Linked DNA regions of Homo sapiens: region 1 is linked to region 2. The links are chromatin loops, found by intact Hi-C in ENCODE. Cell type or tissue: heart left ventricle. All regions are shown on one strand. Region 1 overlaps SMURF2 (SMAD specific E3 ubiquitin protein ligase 2). Region 2 has its middle 52 kb from the start of TEX2.

Region 1 (8,000 bases), 330 kb after region 2:
CCATGAGTTTAAGGCTGCAGTGTGTTATGTTCACACCTGTGAACACTAGTACACATCAGCCTGGGCAACACAGTGAGAACTTGTCCCTAAAAAAATAATTAAGAAAAATAGAAAAGTGGGGAGGAAGACAAGGAAGAGAATAATTGGACATGCATGTCTCCTTTTTGTTTGTTTTTAAATTCAAGACAGGGTATCGCTATGTTGCCAGGCTGGTCTCAAACGCCTAGGCTTAACAACCCTCCTGCCTCAGCCTTATGAGTAGCTGGGATTACAGACATATGCCACCACACCCAGGTGGACATGCATCTCTTAATGAGATGGATGGGGTTTTCTTACTTTCAATTACTTCATGTGTCTATTAATGACTATTACTTATTGCTGGAATGAGGGTACAACATAAATTCTAATCCCATTTTTCATTTTATACATATAAATGCTAAGAAAACCTATTCACATAAATAAGTAGGTAATGAAAGAAGTTTTGTTACAGCAATGCCATTAAATTCTTTGAGTTAGATGCCAAAAAAAATTACCAAGATCTATAATTTTAAAAAACTTTCTGGGAAATGGCATTTGACTTCACTATTTCTTATAATTTTTTTTTTTTTTGAGATGGAGTCCCGCTCTGTTGCCTAGGCTGGAGTGCAGTGGTGCCATCTCAGCTCACTGCAACCTCCATCTCCAGGTTCAAGCAATTCTCATGTCTCAGCCTCCCGAGTAGCTGGGATTATAGGCGCACACCACCATGCCCAACTAATTTTTGTATTTTTGGTAGAGACAGAGTTTCACCACATTGGCCAGGCTGGTATTGAACTCCTGACCTCAAGTGATCTGCCCGCCTCAGCCTCCCAAAGTGCTGGGATTATAGGCATGAGCCACTGGAATTTTTCTTTTTTTTTTTCTTTCTTTTTTTTTTTTTTTAAATTGAGACAAGGTCTGGCTCTATCGCCCAGGCTGGAGTGCAGTGGCACCATCTCGGCTCACTGCAACCTCTGCCTGCTGGGCTCGAGCCATCCTCCCACCTCAGCCTCCCAAGTAGTTGGGACTAGAGGTATGCACCACACACCAGGCTAATTTTTGTAGTTTTTGTAGAGATGGAGTTTCACCATGTTGCCCAGGCTGGTCTCGAATTCATGAGCTCAAGCGATCCATCCCTTCAGCCTCCCAAAGTGCTGGGATTACAGGCATGAGCCACCACTCCTGGCCCTATAAAAATTATTTTTAATGACCAGCTAAAACTTGATCAAGTCCTTCAATTTTGTTGAAAACTACAGAGAGAAATATGCCTGACTTATGAAAAGATGCTACCCAGTCATTGATATCACTGCCTTCTCACCAACATTCTGATTTGTCTCTCTGGTGGTGTGGAAGGCCTCTCACCACAATGTACTATTTGGGATGTCTGGCTAATGTGCCTTTCTTTGTAAAGTGGAAGGTAGAAAATATGAAAGATCAATCGTAGAATCTAGAAAGCCCCCTTAGAAATACCTATGGGCTTTCATTATTTTATTTCACCCTTACTGCATACACCATTAACTCTAGCACTGACTGTGGTTATTTCATCCATCAAGTCTTATCTGTTTGGTTACCTGCAAGTTCCCTGAAAGCAAGATAAAGGTCTTAACCTCTTCTTAAAATCCTAGAGCCTACATCTCAGTGTTAGGTGCATGTAAGACTCCCAGCAAATGTTTACTGAATGAATATGTAAATATGAGCATATTTCATCATTATTCTTAGTCTTCTTCCTTGCTAGAAAAAATACAATTAGGGGTTAACTAAGCTGGAAATCAGAAGAAACTGAAAAAAAAAGAAAAAAAAATCAGAAGAAACTGGGAAAGAGAAAACTAAAATATATGAAGCTTCAAATTTTATCACAATGAACTTTTGGTACATCTATCCTCATTTCTAAAGAACTGGAATAGAGGCCGGGTACGGTGGTTCACACCCGTAATCCCAGCACTCTGGGAGGCTGAAGCGGGCGGACCTGAGGTCAGGAGCTTGAGACCAGCCTGGCCAACATGGTGAAACCCTGTCTCTACTAAAAATACAACAATTAGCCAAGCATGGTGGTGGCAGGCACCTGTAATCCCAGTTACTCCGGAGGCTGATGAAGGCAAATCGCTTGAACCCAGGAGGGGGAGGTTGCGGTGAGCCGAGATCATGCCATTGCACTTCAGCCCGGGTGACAGAGTAAGACTCTGTCTAAAAAAAAAAAAAAAAAGATTTAGGGAACAAATTTCGTCAGATAAAAGGTGCTCATTTCACTTTCACTGGTTCAGATTACCTACAAAGACACCTTGGTAGACACAGTGGCTCATGTCTGTAATTCCAGCTACCAGGGAGGCTGAGGTGAGAGGACTGCTTGAAACCCAGAGTTCAAGACCATCCTGGGCAACAGTGAGACCCAGTCCTTAAAAACTTTTTTTCTTAATTAGCCAGGCACAGTGGTGAGCAACTATTGTCCTAGCTACTCAGGAGGCTGAAGCAGGAAGACTGCTTGAGCCTAGGAGTTCCAGGCTGTAAGTGAGCTACGATCATGCCACTGCACTCCAGCCTGGGCAACACAGTGAGACCCTATCTCTTAAAAAAAAAAAAAAAAAAAAAAAAAAAAAAAAAACAGGATCTCAATAGTAATTAAATGAGACAATAAATGAGAATATCTTAAAACCATAGAACTCTAAAAAAAAATGTTAAATTATCTTCCTAACATTGACAGACTACTTACATGTGACTTTTCTTAGATGATAATCCAGCAACAGATTTTATTCCAGTGAATGTTAGTGATCTTCATTTTGTTAAGCAGCAAAATTTGCAGTGTGGTAAAACAGTTCTATCCATCAAGTCAAATATTAACAAATGAACACTTCAGTCCTATATCTTTATAACTTAATGATGTTGAAATTACTAAGGTATAAATGTTAGTTAATTCAATAATGACATCACAAAGAGAGATCTTATTTGTTTCAACTGAGGTCCCTGAGATCACGAAAGCCTGTTTTCAATTTCATCATTCTTTAATTCACAAATGGCTCACACATGTAACTCCAGCATTCTGGGAGGTCAAGACTGGAGGACTGTTTGAAGCCAGGAGTTTGAGACCAGCCTGGGCAACATAATGAGACTCCATTTCTACAAAAAATTTAAAAATTACACCAGCATGGTGCCACATACCTATAGTCTCAGCTACTCAGGAGGCAGAGGCAGGAGGATTACTTGAGCCCAGGTGGTCAAGGCTATAGTGAGCCATAAGCCTGAGCGACAGAGTGAGACCCTGTTTCAAACAAAAACAAAAACAAAAAACAAAACACACACACACACACAATTTATTGAAGTACTACATATGCAGCACTATGTTAGAGATGGTATTTTGAATCTATCAAATGCCGTTTTACTTTTCCTTATAGTTTTTTTTCCATCCTTCTTTCTCTACAAAATTCCCCAAGTTCAACTGTAAAAAATCTCTATCAACCTTATTTATGGTATTAGATTCATACAATTCTGAATAATCTTACCAACCAATCAGTGTTTTCTTCTTCACTGGAGGAAGAAAGTTACATGTAAAGCCTGATGACACAAAAATCACAAAAATAAAAACAGAATTACTAATGTTTGCAACTCTACTATCTACTCCTACAACATGTAGCATTTAAAGAGTTTACATAAGAAAGCTCACACTAAAGTATGATTTTTCATTACACATTGGAGTCAAATTTTCAGTTTCTAACTCTTCAACACCATTTATTCCAAGCACACTCATTTAGACTTTGGGTTTCAGTTTTACAGGTTTTTACATACCCTGACATCTATCAGTGCAGAAATACCCCCATCTACTGGCAAGAGGTGACGCTACAGGCTACTTTTGAAAGCGCCAGCATGCTACAGAGGAATTTATCAAGTCATAAAGAGTTCATCCAAACAGCTCCCCAATCTACAATCCAACTCCAAAATCCTGAGCCATCTTCTACTTCTTACCAAACATTGGGGGATGGAAGGAACAGAGAAGTATAGTTAATCGGTTAAATGGCTGCCATATTAAGATAAAAATGGTTTATAAAAATATATTTTTAAATATTTAAAATATTGAGGCCGGGTGCAGTGGCTCATGCCTGTAATCCCAGCACTTTGGGAGGCTGCAACGGGCGTATCACTTAAGATAAGGAGTTTGAGAAACAACCTGGCCAACATGGTGAAACCCTGTCTCTACTAAAAATACAAAAAATTAGCCAGGCATGGTGGTGCGTGCCTGTAGTCCCAGCTACTGGGAAGGCTGAGGTGGGAGAACTGCTTAAGCCAGGGAGGCAGAAGTTGCAGTGAGCTGAGATTGCACCACTGCACACCAGCCTGAGTGACAGAGCGAGACACCATCTCAAAAATAAAATATTGAAAATATTTGATTAAAATATTGAAACATAAATACCTAATTATATTTCATTATATGAATACTTCATGATATGCTGATACAAGACATTTATGCCTTTTTTTTCTTGCCTAGCTAGGATTTCAATCCAAAATGCTTACTTTAAAAGACATGTATCATTTAAATAAATATATATTAATCATTATTAATGTCGTACCTGCTCTTATAAAATATAATCGGTTTTCACCAATTTCTTTAAAACAAAATCCGTGGTCAAAAATGACAAAGTACGTTTACAAAAAACTTTACACCTTGAACAGTATCTTTCATGTACATTATTCCATCATATTGCTAAAATAAATAAGACTTGCCTTTTTTTTTTTTTTTTGAGACCATGTCTCACTATGTTGCCCAGGCTGGTCTCGAACTCCTGAGCTCAAGCAATCCTCCAGTCTCAGCCTCCTAGACAGCAGGGATTACAGGCACACACCATCACACGGGTTTTTTGTTTTTTGTTTTTTTTTTTGGTATTTTCACACCTGGTTTTAACGCTGTCATTTTAAGCATGCATTTATAACTAAAGGCACAAGCACAGAGAAAATAAGTGATTTGCTTAGATGCACAAAGCTTATACATGGCATAACTAGGATACGAACTCACATTTTCTGCCTCCAATTCTATACTCTCCACAACATTCTGACTACCTCTCATAAAATGACCAGGCACAGTGGCTCATGCCTGTAATCCCAGCACTTTGGGAGGCCGAGGTGGGCGGATCACTTGAGGTCAGGAGTTCGTGACCAGCCTGACCAACATGGTGAAACCTCATGCCTACTAAAAATACAAAATTAGCTGGGTGTAGTGGCAGGCACCTGTAATCCCAGCTACTGGGGAGGCTGAGGCAGGAGAATTGCTTGAACCTGAGAGGCTGAGGTTGCAGTGAGTGGAGATCGTGCCTGGGCAATACAGTGAGACTGTGTCTCAAAAAAACAAAATTACCAAGTATATCTTACATAGAAAATGAGATCTACATTATGGATTTCTGCTTTGTGACAGTGCCTAGGAATGCACGGTGGTTAAAAAAAAAAAAATCTGCTGGCTGGGCGCGGCGGCTCACGTCTGTAATCCCAGCACTTTGGGAGGCCGAGGTAGGCTGATCACCTGAGGTCAGGAATTCAAGAACAGCCTGGCCAACACAGCAAAACCCTGTCTCTACTAAAAATACATGGTGGCGGGTGCCTGTAATCCCAGCTACTTGGGAGGGTGAAGCAGGAGAATCACTTGAACCCAGGAGGCGGAGGTTGCAGTGAGCTGAGATCGCGCCATTGCACTCCAGCCTGGGCGACATAGCAAGGCTGTCTCAGAAATATATATATTTTTGTGTATATATATATGCTTACATTTTAATAAAATTAAGTTTCTTCCTTTCTTTTGCCTTGGAGAAAAAATATACACATAAAGCTGGGCGCGGTGGCTCACGCCTGTAATCCCACACTTTGGGAGGCTGAGGCGGGTGGATCATTTGATGTCAGGAGTTCAAGACCAGCCTGGCAACATGGTGAAACCCTGTCTCTACTAAAAATATAAAAATTACACGGGCATGGTGGCGCGCGCCTGTAGTCCCAGCTACTCCAGAGGCCAAGGCAGAAGAACTGCTTGAACCCAGGAGGTGGAGGTTGCAGTGAGCCAAGATCGTGCCACTGCATTCCAGCCTGGGCGACAGAGCAAGACCCTACCTCAGAAAAAAAAAAAAAGAGAAGAAAAGAAAAGAAAAAATATACACATAAAATAATGCAAGCAAAAACAGGCCAGGCGCAGCAATGGCTCAGACCTGTAATCCCAGCACTTTGGAAAGCCAAGGCAGGGGATCACTTGAGGCCAGGAGTTCAAGACCAGCCTGGGTAACACAGTGAGGCCCCATGTCTACAAAAAATAAAAAAATTAGCTGGGCACGGTGATGGATGTTTGTAACCCAGCTATTCAGAAGGCTGAGGCGGGAGGATCACTTGAGCCCAGTTCAAGATCGCAGTGAGCTCTGATTGTGCCACTGCACTGCAGCCTGGGTGACAGAGACCCTGTCACAAAAATAATAATACAAGCAAAAACGATAAATACTCATAATCCAACCCACACTTAACACACCAATCACCTCCTTTCTTTTCTATGGTCACATTTTAGATATGTTTATTCTTTATATCCCACCTTTTTCCAAAAACATGACTGATAGCTGGTAAACAGACACTTACGTTAAGTCATGGTTGTTGCAATCCTCTTTCATCACATCAGTAAGAGATGAAAAAGACTAATAATTTTAAAATGTAAGGTTCATAATAGAAATTCTGAAAGGAAAACTACAGGGCCCAATCTAGGCTTTTCCTAATTTCTTATATCTGCATTTATGGCACCACGTAATAAAAATAATATCTGTCACAGATCAAAAATGATAAATACTTATTGGCTGAACAAATTAAACAGCCGCTCCAAAGCACTACAAGATCCTAAATCAAAGACTCAATTTGTTTGAAAGCTGCTTTATTTTAAAGCTATAGTAATCAAGACAGCATAGTGTTAAAACAAATAAACTTAAAGGGTAGAATCATAAAGAAAACACAGGAGAGTCCAGAAATAGAATTCTATGTATACTGTCAACTGATTTGTTTGTTTGTTTGTTTTGAGACAGAATCTCGCTCTGTCGCCCAGGCTGGAGTGCAGTGGCACAATCTCAGCTCACTGCAACCTCCACCTCCTGGGTTCAAGTGATTCTCTTGCCTCAGCCTCCCGAGTAGCTGGGATGACAGGCACCTGCCACACACCTGGCTAATTTTTTATTTTTAGTAGAGACGGGGTTTTGCCATGTTGGCCAGGCTGGTCTAGAACTCCTGACCTCATGTGAGCCTCCTGCCTCGGCCTCCCAAAGAATAGGCATGAGCAACCGCACCTGGCCTGTCAACTGATTTTCTACCAAGGTGCCAAGACAATTCAATGGAGGAAACAAAAGTATTTTCAACAAATAGGGCTACAAAAATAGAATATCCATATGAAAAAAAAATCATGACACTTACTTCTCACAGCATATTAAAAAATTAACTTGAAAATAAGTTTAAATGTATGAGTTAAAATTATAAATAATGCAGAAGAAAACACAGAGAAAATCTTTAGAACTCTGGGTTAGAAAAAGACTTAGGACTCAAAAAACATGAACCACAAAAGAAAAACACTGATAAACAGGTTTCATCAGCATTCAAAACTTCTTCTCTTTGGGACATCTTTTGGGGGGCGGTGGGGGAGCTACAGTCCGGGAGAAAATATTTGCAAAGTATATATCTCATAAAAGGCTTATATCCAGAATACATAAAGAATTCTCAAAACTCAATAAGAAAACAATCCAATTTTAAAACATGAACAAAAGATTTGGATATTCACCAAAGATTATATGGACAATAAATAAGTCCATTAAAATGTGCTTAAAACTGTAGGTTATTAAGGAAGTAAAAATTAAAGTACCATGAAATATCTGTACCTACCAATTAGAATGGCTAAAATCAAAGACAGTATCAAGTGCTGACTAGGATGAGGAACTACTGAAACTCATACAATGCTGGTAGAAATGCAAAATGGTACAACTTTGAAAAAAAAAAAATTT
Region 2 (8,000 bases):
GCCAGAGTTTATCATTAAACTCTGACTGCACATCCAGCAAATTCACCTTTTCTGGCCACTAGGAAGTTGTCCTCCACTGCAGAGCAGGGACAATTACTGACTTCTGCTGAAGCCTTTTCAAAAACCTAGTTCTTTTACAGAGCCTCAGAACATCCTATGAATATTAACTAATATATTTTAATAAATGTCAATACAATTTTTCTTTTAGACCCCTTGTCTTTTATTATTATTATTATTTCAATTTAAAGATTTTCTAGGGCATGTTTTTCTGTCTGGTACACTTGTTACAAGTAGAGGTCACCGTGGTCATCTTCAACTGTCACTCCCCACCAACCCCTCCACCCCACCTCACCTTGCCAAGTTCTGCCTCTGTCTGTCACATATGTGGCACACACATGAAATATTTTTCTCCACCTGGCATTGGTTCTGCCACTTTGACAACCCTTGGCTGTGAGAGGGCCCAGGGGCTTGACTCTGCAACATATCAAGTGGCCTCAGCTACCAACTGAGAAACTTCCCCCTTGACAGGCATGACTAGAAAACCTGATTTCTCTGGGCAAAGCCTCGCACGCCCCAGGGACCATGTCTGTCTGGTTCTGTGATGTATCCCCTGTATTTAGCCTAGGATCTAGACCCTTCATAGGCACTTAAGAATTTCTTGCAAACAGGCCAGGTGCAGTGGCTCATGTCTGTGATCTCAGCACTTTGGGAGGCTGAAGCAGGCGGATCACTTGAGGTCAGGAGTTCGAGACCAGCCTGGCCAACATGGTGAAATCCTGTCTCTACTAAAAATACAAAAATTAGCTGGGCATGGTGGTGCATACCTGTAATCCCAGGCTGGGTTCTGCCCCAGTCAAATCCCAGGCTTTTGCCTGAATGGCCTGGATTAGTCTGTTTCAACCACATGGATCAGTTGGTTCCATCTTGAAAAAAGAGACTGGACTGGGGCTGCCATGATCCTGCTGTGTGCAAAGCACTGTGGGAAGGGCTGCCATCTTTGAGGCCTGGGTAGGCTTATGGTAGGCTTTGCAGAAGAACTTTTAGTCTGTATCAGTTCTTTGGGGTATCTGCTTGCCTGGCATCTTCCACACAGCCATGGAATTGCAGAGCTTAGCATAAACCAGACGCTTGCTGTTTGTTGAATAAACTCTGATAAGCAAAGGCGGCGTGTTCAACTATGTGGAGTCATGCTGTCTTAATTTTCACTTTTTGATTCAGCTATCACAGCCCATATGCCAACATCTCCACAAAACAGAGAGAAGCACCTGTGTTAGTCTTGGCACAAGATCGCTGTGAGGGCAGGATGGGGGCATCCTTGTTCTCCAGTGCACTGTGCACATGCGTGTGTGCATGTGTCTGACTGCATGGACATGTGTGTTTATGCACATGTCTACCTGTGTATACTCGGGGACTAAGGTCCTCACAGTCACATAACCTTAAGATGGTGATGTGAGGCCAGGTGCGGTGGTTCACGCCTATAATCCCAGCACTTTGGGAGGCCGAGGCGGGTGGATCACGAGGTCAGGAGTTCAAGACCAGCCTGGCTAACATGGTAAAACCCCATCTCTACTAAAAATACAAAAATTAGCTGGGTGTGGTGGTGGGCGCCTATAATCCCAGCTACTCAGGAGGCTGAGGCAGGAGAATCACTTGAACCCGGGGGGTGGAGGTTGCAGTGAGCCAAGATTGTGCCACTGCACTCCAGCCTGGGTGACAGAGTGAGACTCCATCTTAAAAAACAAACAAACAAACAAACAAAAACTATTGCAAAGACCCTCGCAAAAGGACAAAAGTGTCCTTTTAGCACTGTAAATTGGTAAAGAATACGCCCTCATGCCCTTGAGGATCTTTTGCAATGACTACAGGGTCTTCTAGATGTTGGATCCGCTTCCTGAGTAGACCTGTAACACTAGAAAGGGAAGCCTCCTACAAACATCTCACAATCTAGCAACTTTCCCCTTGACAGGCATGACCGGAAAACCTGACTTCTCTGAGCAAAGCCTTGCAAGCTCCAGGGACCATGTCTGTCTGGTTCTCTGATGTATCCCCTGTACATAGCACAGGATCTAGACCCTTAATAGGCACTTAAGAATTTCTTGCAAACAGGCCGGGCGTGGTGGCTCATGTCCGTAATCCCAGCACTCTGAGAGGCCGAAGCAGGCGGATCACAAGGTCAGGAGTTTGAGACCAGCCTGGCCAACATGGTGAAACCCTGTCTCTACTAAAAATACAAAAATTAGCTGGGTATGGTGGTGCATGCCTGTAATCCCAGCTATTCGGGAGCCTGAGGCAGGAGAATCGCTTGAACCTGAGAGGCAGAGGTTGCAGTGAGCTGAGATTGCACTGCTGCACTCCAGCCTGGGCGACAGAGCGAGACTCTGTCAAAAAAAAAAAAAAAATTCTTGCAAATATACTCAATAAGATGAGGCTACTGAGTGGCTGGTTAGGCTCACTCACCAGCTATGCTATCCATTCCTGCTTGCCAGCCTCAAAGAATATGATTAAAAGTTTTATATAGAGGGCATGACTTATCAACTCCAAACTTGGTTTTGCGACAAACATCACATTATGTCACTGTCATTAAATGAAAGAGAATCTGCCTCTGAGCTCCCATTCTGCCAGACTATTGGGAAAGTTAATGTTTGCCTCAATTGGAAAATCCCTCCTTCCCTCTAGGGTGGCACAAGAATCTGGAAGGCTCCTGTGGTTCCTAGAAAACAGAGGAAGGGGAAGGGACTCTGGTTATGGTCACTGTTCAAGCTCCTTGAAGTCCAGGCTTCCAAGGTCCACAGAAGGCAGGTGGTCCACTGGCTCCCGGCCACATGAGGTGCATGGGATCTCTGCCAAGGCTGTAAGACCCAGGGCCTGGGGTCCAGCCTATCTGGGTACCCAGGGCCTGTAGTCTAGCCTTCCTGGGTGCCCCAGGCATCAGCCATTTCCCTGACAGACTCTCCATCACCTGGAGGCAGAGAGTGGATCCCTGCAGCTTTCTCTTTCTAGTTTTGGGGACACTTTATTATCTGCTGCTCCACCTCTGCCCATTCCTGCTCTACAACCTCTCCTGGGGTGAGAAGCACACACAAACTGGGATTTCTAGAGGTCTGTGTGGCAGCAGGGACAGGAAGGATCCCAGGGAGATTAACAGCAAATTAATTCTGCAAATGGCCCTGCCACAGGGGCCCAATGGAAGGACAGCCTGCCTCAAATCTAAATCATTGTGGTCATTCTCTAAATAATCAAAACCTCAAGTGTTTAATCTGCAAATGCCAAGGGTCTATTGAAATGACTGTAGTCAAGAGCTTCCTGATGAAAAGAACTTTTTATTTTTTTATTTTTATTTTTATTTTTTATTTTTTTGAGACGGAGTCTCGCTCTGTTGCCCAGGCTGGAGTGCAGTGGTGCGATCTGGGCTCACTGCAACCTCTTCCTCCTGGGTTGAAGCAATTCTCCTGCCTCAGCCTCCAGAGTAGCTGGGATTACAGGTGCACACCACCATGCCTGGCTAATTTTTGTATTTTTAGTAGAGACAGGGTTTTACCATGTTGGTCAGGCTGGTCTCAAACTCCTGACCTTGTGATCTGCCTGCCTTGGCCTCTCAAAGTGCTAGAATTACAGGCATGAGCCACCGTGCCCAGTCTGTTTTTTATTTTTATTTTTTTGAGACAGAGTCTCACTCTGTTGCCCAGGCTGGAATGCAGTGGTGCCATCTTAACTCACTGCAACCTTCACCTCCTGGGTTCAACCGATTCTCCTGCCTCAGCCCCCCCAAGTAGCTGAGATTACAGGCGTGCGCAACCACACCCCAGCTAATTTTTTTTATTTATTTTATTTTTTATTTTTAGTAAAGACAGGGTTTCACTATGTTGGTCAGGCTGGTCTCGAACTCCTGACTTCAAATGATCTGCCCGCCTTAGCCTCCCAAAGTGCTGGATTATAGGCGTGAGGCGCCGTGCCCAGCCGAAAAGAACTTTTAAAATTTGCTATCTTTTTCATCTTAAACTAACCCTGCCAGAGACACCATCTGCAAACTGAGCTCGTCTTGGCCCAGGGATACACACTTTTAATCAACGGCTGGCGGTGTGATGGGCTTCTAGAGACGGTGTTAGGTTCCGCTTTAGGGTCTGTCGTTGAAAGGCACTGAAATCCACTCTTTTTCCTTTCCTAGAATCCAGTCCCAGACTCTGTAGAAGTCTTGGGAGGAGACTGGGAGATTTCCTCATGCTGCAAATTCTGGCCCAAACAATCCAGTCCCTGAGGAGGGTGTGTTGGTGTACCAGAAACTGATGGAACAGCACCCGGCACCATGCCAGACCCTCCTGTGCCAAGAGGTTCCAGGAAAATGAGCATATCCTAGGATTGGGAGGAAGTAAGGCAGCAACTGGGGACTTTTTCCTAATGAGTCCAATAAATCCTTGGAAAAATAATCCACCGAGGGTCAAATATACATAGAAAACAACTTTGAAGGCTTTTGGAGGCTTTTTTCCCTAAAAAGAGAGAAAAGTAAAAAATATTCCAGGCATTGGCTTTCAAAAACAAACAAACAAACAAAGAACAAAACAAAACAAAAAAACCAAAAAACAAACAAAACCAAGAACAACCCTGGGAATATAAAATTCTTCAAGATATGCAAGAAACATATAAACTTCAGGCCAGGTGCTTTGACATGCGCTTGTAGTCCCAGCTACTCAAGACGATTGTTTGAGCCCAGGAGTTTGAGGCTGTAGTGTGCTATGATCACACATATGAACAGCTACTGCACTCCAGCCTGGGCAACAAAGTAAGACTTCGTCTCTAAAATAAATACAACTAAATTTTAAAAGAGAAGTTTATAAACTTTAGTTATGTATTCTGGCCAATTAATGGGAGGGAGACAAAGAGAAAAACTGAACTAGAGGAGAAAAAGGAAGGGAAAGGAGGAAGCAGAGAAAGAATGAGAGAGGAGAGTGAGGGAGAACTCTGAAGAAGGCCAGAGAAAGAAAACAACAGGCCGGGCGCGGTGGCTCACACCTGTAGTCCCAGCACTTTGTGAGGCTGAGGCGAGAGGATCACCTGAGGTCAGGAGTTCGAGACCAGCCTGGCCAATATGGTGAAACCCCATCTCTACTAAAAACACAAAAATTAGCTGCGCGTGGTGGCACACGCCTGTAATCCCAGCTACTCGGGAGGCTGAGGCACGAGAATCACTTGAACCTGGGAGGCAGAGGTTGCAGTGAGCCGAGATTGCGCCACTGCCCTCCAGCCTGGGAGACAGAGCAAGACTCTGTCTCAAAAAAAATTTTAAAAAAGGCCGGGCATGGTGGCTCATGCCTGTAATCCCAGCACGTTGGGAGGCCGAGGCAGTAGGATTGCTTGAGCTCAGGAGCTTGATACCAGCCTGGGTAACATAGTGAGACCTCATTTCCATATAATAAATAAATAAAATAGAAAAGAAAACAATAATATTTCAGAGATGCCGAGACACAAAGCACAAGAGAACAGAGCACAGTGAGAGAACACTGGCCTGAGAAGGCTCAAAAGATGATGCTGAGAAGATGATGTTATCTGAAGGAAAATCACCATCTTTCTGCCTTCCGATTTACATGAGCATCTTAGAAACCTGGGAAGTCAGAGCTACAAGGACCTGAGCTCGTCTAGTCCAGTCTTTTCTGTACTGGGTTGAATAGTGTCACCCCAAAATCATATCTGCTTGGAACTTCAGAATGTGAGTTTATTTGGAGACAGGGTCTTTGTAGATAATGTTAGTGAAGATGGGGTTGTATTGGATTCGGGTGGGCGCTAAATCCGATAACTAGTGTCCTTTTTTTTTTTGGAGACAGAGTCTCGCTCTATCCCCGAGGCTGGAGTGCAGTGGTGCAATCTTGGCTCACTGCAACCTCCGCCTCCCGGATTCACGCCATTCTCCTGCCTCAGCCTCCTGAGTAGCTGGGATTACAGGTGTGTGCCACCAGGCCTGGCTAATTTTTTGTATTTTTAGTAGAGATGGGATTTCACCATGTTGGCCAGACTGGTCTTGAACTCCTGACCGCAGGTGATCCACTCGCCTCAGCCTCCCAAAGTGCTAGGATTACAGGCATGAGCCACCACACCCAGCTCTAGTGTCCTTCTCAGAAGGCCATGTGAAGGCACAGACACGCATGTGAAAGAATGCCCTGTGATGACAGAGGCAGTGACTGGAGCAGTGCAGCTGCAACCCAGAAAATCTCAAGAATTGCCAGGAACCATCAGAGGCCAGGAGAGGCAGAGAAGGGGTCTTTCCTAGAGCCTTTGGAGGAGCATGGCATTGCTGACACCTTGATTTTGGACTTCAGGTGTCCAGAACTGTGCAAGAATAGATTTCTGCTGTTTTTAGCCAGCTGGTTTGTGGTAATTTATTATGGCATCCCTGGGAAATGATGAATACATTTTCCTTTGCAGGAGAGGAGCCCTAGGATGTGTGACACATCCAAGGTCATGTAATCGACTGGTGGCCAATCCCCTATTCCAATTTAGCTTTTATTTTTCTTTAAGAATTGTATTTGCGGCCAGGCGTGGTGGCTCATGCCTGTAATCCCAGCACTTTGGGAGGCCAGGGTGGGTGGATCACTTGAGGTTAGGAGTTTGACCAGCCTGACCAATATGGTGAAACCCCATCTCCACTAAAAAAATACAAAATTAGCCGGGTGTGGTGGCACATGCCTGTAATCCTAGCTACTTGGGAGGCTGAGGCAGGAGAATTGCTTGAACCTGGGAGGCGGAGGTTGCAGTGAGCCAAGATGGTGCCACTGCACTCCAACCTGGGCAACAAGAGCGAGACTCAAAAACTAAACAAGCAAAAAAGTTAAAAAAAGTTAATTTGCTTTCCAGCATTGTCATCCTTTCTGAATGTGGAAATAAGGTTTCTTTTCTATTGCCAAAGTTCATTCTGAAGAAAGAATTCTTTTCCTATTGAATTATGAAATATATATGAAGGGACAATTTGGGCTTTAGAAATACTTTGGACTCTGAAGTTTTTCAATAGATTTACTGCTGGTTCTTTGATATTCCAAAATATTCTCTTTTTTGTCTTTTTTTTTTTCTTTTTTGTGGAGAATGGGGTCTTGCTATATTGCCCAGGCAGGACTTAAACTCCTGGGCTCAAGCAATCCTTCTGCCTCTGCCTCCCTAAGTGCTGGGATTACAGGCATGAGTCACTGCACCTGGTCTGGTATTCCAAAACATTCTAATAGCTTATTACTTTTGAGAGATGAGGGCTACCCCCTTCAAATGTTGAAATCACCATTTGTTTCCTTATTCTGAGCAATTTTCTGAAGGTAAGCCGAGTCTTGCTGGGGATATTGAATGTAAAACTGTCTTTAAAGTAGATCCTTTGGTAAGAAATGTATTGATCACTATTTTGGGGTTTTAACTGACATCAAATAATATGAAGCATATGTGAGTTTTTAATTATTTAGAAGTTCCTAACCCTTTTTTGGACCCTATCTCCCTTCAAGAAACTGATAAAAGGCCAGGCGTAGTGGCTCACACCTATAATACCAGAATTTGGGAGGCTGAGGCAGGAGTTCTATCACTTGAGCCCAGGAGTTTGTGACCAGCCTGGGCAACATAGTAACACCCTCATCTCTACAAAAAAATTAAAAATTAGCTGGGTGTGGTCGTGGGCACCTGTGGTCCCAGCTTTGGGAAGCTGAGACAGGAGGATTGCTTGAGCCCGGGAGGTCAAGGCTGCAGTGAGCCATGTTCACACCAGTGCACTCCAGCCTGCGTGACAGAGCAAGACTCTTTATCTCAAAACAAACAAAGACATGGATAAAAGCTATGGATTCTCTCCCATAGAAAACTGCACACCCTCATAACCTTTTGCACCTACTCTTTTTTTTTTTTGAGACAGAGTTTCGCTCTTGTTGCCCAGGCTGGAGTGCAATGGCTCGATCTTGGCTCACCACAACCTCTGCCTCCCAGGTTCAAGCAATTCTCCTGCCTCAGCCTCCCGAGTAGCTGAGATTACAGGCATGCACCACTAC

The links. Hi-C counts contacts between places; a loop is a spot of excess contacts. Peaks named below come from ENCODE experiments on the same cell type or tissue, not always from the same donor. Only the 100,000 strongest peaks of a DNase experiment are listed, where the experiment ranks them.
Region 1: it touches region 2 in a loop (5-fold over the local background); 10 of 110 quality-filtered maps call a loop at or near these places.

What each region holds. Positions count from the first base shown.
Region 1 is chr17:64,645,476-64,653,475 of GRCh38, forward strand. All of the region lies in intron 1 of SMURF2 (SMAD specific E3 ubiquitin protein ligase 2), which reads right to left. Among named protein-coding and RNA genes, the nearest start is that of SMURF2, 13 kb to the right of the region's middle. In heart left ventricle, CTCF peaks have their summits at 3,830 (motif pointing left) and 4,036; no DNase peak of the experiment used is centred here.
Region 2 is chr17:64,311,102-64,319,101 of GRCh38, forward strand. No RefSeq gene overlaps it. Among named protein-coding and RNA genes, the nearest start is that of TEX2, 52 kb to the left of the region's middle. In heart left ventricle, no CTCF peak of the experiment used is centred here; DNase peaks (open chromatin) are centred at 3,992 and 4,300; H3K27ac peaks cover 2,145 bases.